2 separate regions of the Homo sapiens genome follow, and region 1 is linked to region 2. Evidence: read pairs that join two places in POLR2A ChIA-PET (ENCODE). Cell type or tissue: Panc1. All regions are shown on one strand.

The links. ChIA-PET counts read pairs that join two places held together with the same protein. Peaks named below come from ENCODE experiments on the same cell type or tissue, not always from the same donor. Only the 100,000 strongest peaks of a DNase experiment are listed, where the experiment ranks them.
Region 1: POLR2A ChIA-PET joins it to region 2 with 6 read pairs; 2 of 35 experiments call an interaction of 5 or more read pairs at or near these places.

What each region holds. Positions count from the first base shown.
Region 1 is chr4:176,547,545-176,550,044 of GRCh38, reverse strand. No RefSeq gene overlaps it. Among named protein-coding and RNA genes, the nearest start is that of HAFML, 110 kb to the left of the region's middle. In Panc1, no CTCF peak of the experiment used is centred here; a DNase peak (open chromatin) is centred at 1,213.
Region 2 is chr4:176,759,494-176,761,993 of GRCh38, reverse strand. The region is part of intron 1 of VEGFC (vascular endothelial growth factor C); the gene reads left to right. Among named protein-coding and RNA genes, the nearest start is that of VEGFC, 32 kb to the left of the region's middle. In Panc1, no CTCF peak of the experiment used is centred here; no DNase peak of the experiment used is centred here; H3K27ac peaks cover 281 bases.

The DNA.
Region 1 (2,500 bases), 210 kb after region 2:
CGCTGTCCATCTGGACTCTTGCTGTAACTGTTCTTGCTACTTTAATTTAAAAATCTTATGTTGATCTATTTACTTATTATAACTAGCAGTTACATTTCAGTTTTAATTTTTAACATTTTAATTACACCACTGTCACCGTATTGCCTCCCACATTTTCTCTGTTCTTCATGGGCAAGCTAACATGGCCAGCTGCTGTTAACAGGCCATGGATTTCCTTGCACAGTACCATCGAAATATTAAAGAGGCAAATACTTATCAAAACATAAGCTAACTTGGTGAAAGAGTAGAATCCACAATCTTAAAACCCTAACTTAGAAGGTTATTAGAGTTACAAGTTCATTTCCTTATGTGTTTTCTAATCATCCACTATGGCCATACTAGATATGGTGACTAAGTTCGAAGAATTAGTCATGGTCCCTGCTTTTAAGGAGCTTAAAACGTTGTTGCAGGCATGAACAAGTAAACCACTGTTATGAGGTTAAATATAAATATTGTGTATGTATATGAATGTATACATGCACGAGGACAGTAAGATAAAATTTGTCAATCAAGTAGAAAAGAAAAAAATTTTCATTCATATTTGCAGCATGAACAGCTTAGAGAATTTCAGGCTGAGAGTTTTTTTTTCCTTTTCTTTTTTTGCCAAAAAGTCATGTGTTTATGAAAGTGCACTCAGGGACAGTGAAAAGTCCAGCATGCCTGCAGCCTAAGTGTGTGAGGAAGAAAGCAGGTTGTAAGCATATTATTAAAAGCCCTGGCTACCATGCTAGGGACTGAACATTATTTTGTAGACTAACAGGAGCCAGTAGGGTATTAAAGCAGCAGAGTGTGGCATGAATAGGTCTGGGCTATCATAAGGTAAAGTTTGTGACAGTAGAAATGATGGATTTAAAGGGTGAGAAACTATAAACAAAGAAACTAGTCGGATGCAATAATTCACATGAGGAAAGGAAATAAGGTAATGGCAGCAGATATAAAAGAAGGGCACATAATTTAAAGACAATCCAGAGTTACAACAAACACTGTAATAACAGGTAAATATCAGATTTCTCTGCGTCCACCAGTGTATTAAGGACTCCATGCACATTTATCTCATTAAATCTTCCTTAACAGCCCTGTGAGGTGCGTTCTGCTTACTATGTCTGTTTTACAGATAAGGGAAGGGATGGGAATTCGGTAGCTTGCTGAAGATCACATAGCTGGTAATTGCAGAGCTGGGCCTGAACCTAGATCTAACTAATTCCAGAGCATGACAAATCTCTAAGATAAACAGCCTTCAACATGACTATGTGACCAGGCAATTTCTGACCTCAGTGACTTAAGAATGAGGATCTGATTGACTGAGGAAATGAATATATAAAGGAAAGCAAGTTCTGATAAAAAAAAATTAGTGTTGGACATATTTACTTTGAATATTGAAAATACATGTATGTTCCGTAGAAAGTTGAGAGTTTCATTTACAGCCGAGTTACTTTCATGGGGATTGTTGTAGAAACCACAGCCAAAAGTACATTGCCAAGGTAAAAAGTCTACAACTAGATGCCAGCGGAGCTGGGGGCAGACACCTAAGGAATTACTTTGTTCAAGGAGTGCACAAAGGATGATGTCTTAGAAGAGGAGAAAGGAGAGGAGCTTTCAGAGGTCCAGCTAACGACCCTGGAGAATGCAGGGTTAAGGAAGCCAAGGAAGATGAGAGTTTTGAAAAAGAGACATTGAAAACGATTTCCAAAAGCATAGTTTCAGATATCAAAGAGCAATCACGTTGGAGGAGAACTGGGAAATGTTTGCTGGATTTGGCCCTCAGGAGATCGCTGTTGACATTGAAGCAAGATGGTTTAGGGAACGAAAGGGGTCTGAAGTCAGATCACTGTGAGGTGCACTGCAGAGGGCAGGTGTGGAGGAAGAGCAGATTCCTCTAACAAAATTCACTCTGTCCTGGTGAACGTGTCTATCTCTTCCCCAAATTCCACAGTGGAAATATTATAGTGTTACATAGCAATAGCTACACTTGCACAAGAATACTCAACCTTCTCCTAGGGTAAAAAAATGCTTTGCTCCTTTAAATCTCCGTTACAAGCCTAAAAGAGCCTCTCAGTCACGTAGTTAAAAGACAAAACTTTCTCCTCACTCCTGATGTTTTCTTCCTATGGAGGGTATTCAATTAGTGTAACGTACTCCGCACTTCTTCCTGCACTTTCCCTAAATCAAACACAACCACATTGGAGTATCTTTTCTAGTTGGTAAGTTTGGGAAGATAAATGGGGCGTGTTCAGCTCAGCTGCTTTCCATTCATCTCCTTGGTGCTCAGCCTTTGGCAGAAAGAGCACAGTCACTACTGCTTTCTGCAGGCAGGTCCGCCATCATTAGGGGGACCTGCAAATTTGAGGGATTACCTTAAAGGAAACAACATTTGGTGTATTTTGATGGGAATACTGCCAAATAAGATGCAATGAGCAAAGCTGAGGAGAAAAAGAAAATAACACATGGAGAGACTTTTAAT
Region 2 (2,500 bases):
TAAATGCATTCTAAAGAAAACTGATACGTCAGAGACATCTGAGCTTACTCTTAATTGCTTTCTTACCTTTCTCTGTCTTGGGCCAGATTTTCTTCCAGGCTGATGGCTTCTTCCAACTCTGAATTCTAGCACTCTCTGCTGTTTCATTTTGTATTCCATGCCTTCGTCTCTTCTCTGATCCCTTCCATCTGCCTGAAAGCACTTCCTTTTTATTATTTCTGTGTCCTATAATAATAAAGTTAACAAAAGTGTTAAGTATATGTTTATTTTTCCAAGGTTACATAGGCACATGTATAATGTAGGGAAACTGGCTGACAATCAGAGACAGAAGACACATACACGTGGGCCCACACACATTCGTTCACTGTTGTCCTTAATGCAGTATTCAACATTACAAATTACTGTAATCTTAATAAAACTGCGACATTGTTTTCCTTGTTTATTTAGGGAGCACCTTTAAAAATCATGTATTTGCTGATTTATTCATTCACTATTGTCCTTAATGTAGTATTCAACATTCCAAATTCCTGTAATCTTAATAAAACTGTGACATAGTTTCCTTGTTTCTTTATTTAGGGAGCATCTATAAAACTCATTATTTACTCCTCAGAAAACTTGCATGGGCATATAGTTATGAACCAGTTTGAATATTATGATTTTATATTCACAATATTTTTATACTTATGATCCTAGGCTAAGGATATTTATATTAGAATGTTCGCTGAGGACTTAAATAAGTTCTCACTGATACTTACACTGAATATTATCTCAATGTACTTGAGAGAAAAGGTATTGCAAGTAAAGGTAAATATATGAGTACATCAATTGTATAATTTAATTTTCTCACAATTTTAGGACAATTTTGTATAGGATCTATAATCATATACTTTTTTAAATATTCACTTGCTTTTATTAAATCAATCACAAGAAAATACAGAACGTTTTCCCCTTCCACTTCTGAAGTGGAGGAAATCACTTCAAATTCATGGGATCTTTGAACTTTGCCCATTGGGCCAGACTTGCAGTATCATAAACTTCTTTTTCCTACCTATGTATGATTTTGCCATGTGCGAAACAATCATTGCTAGTACCACGAGTGAGTGATGATAAGCTTAGAATACATCCAGCTAAGATCAGTGCCATTTGAAGCTCCCTCAATATCGCATTTCTTCGGTTCTTTAAAAAAAATTCATTGTTTTGGAGTCAGCATATTATTAATGAATGGAGTATTTGAGGGGAATAAATATGACTTTGGCAATATCACATGCATGGGAAAAATTGGCTAGAGAAAGGGCTAAGTCTTTCATTCTGTGTTTTAGAGAACAGCTTTAGCTCGTATGAAAAAATTCTGGCATAGATATGTGAGGGGGAGTGTTGGATAAGAAAAGGAAAGAGAAAAAGCTTGCTGTGGAGTGGAATTCTCATCACATTTCTTTCTTACCTACTACTCTGGGGAAACTTCAGTTACAGGGCTGATAAATATTTATTAAGAATATATAGACAGTATAACCTAAAAACATTGGAAGATATTTTAGCGAGGCTTGAGTCAGATTAAATCTACCAACCGCTAAAAGATGGCTTTGCCTAGAGAAATTCTTTTTTCTTTGGGAGCAGCTATTAGGGAAAAGCCTATTGCCTAATATCTTAATTGAAACCTATGCATAAAATTCAATTAAAAATGGCCTATATTTTGAATTGTTTTTCAAGTTACAGAAGAACTTTAAGATCTTTGTAGGTAATTTCTAAAAAGCATAAATATCTTAAAATATATATCTGTACTATCACCATTAAAACTTACCATTCTTTGCTCTATATTTTCCAAAGCTATATTCAGAGAAAATAAAACCTATTATTTCATAGCCTGCTTTAAAAATATCTCTTAAAATACGCTATTTTTCATCTCCTGATCTATCCCTCAAGAATATGATTTTAAAACTGCATTACCTCATTTCGACTTATTTGTTTTATGTCCTCCTTGTTATTAACTATTTTTAATTTTTTCTGTGTAAAAACACTTATTTCTTTACATATTTTCTCTAAATTTGGAAGCTATGCCTTCGTCAATGATACCATGTTAACATTTTAAATTTTTAAAAATATTTTAATATATTTTATTCAAACAGTCCCAATAATTAAATTTATTTCACTGGCAAATGCGATATAAACCAATTGCTGCATCTCTCCTCTCCAAAAAGCATGTCTTGTTCTAGTGATGTATTTGGAGATAGAAGACTTAAATTATTTTATTTTTTTTTACTTTTTAAAAATGAGAAATGAAAACTCGGCTATATGCATGGTGTACACTGTGACGTTTTGATTGAAGTACATTGTGGAATGATTAAATCAAACTGATTAGCACATTATCATCTCACATACTTATCATTTTTTGTGATGAGAATGTTTGAAATCTACTCTATTATTATTTACCATAGTCACCATGAGTATATTACATCTTCAGAAATTATCCCTTCTGTCTAATTGAAACTGTACCCTGTACACA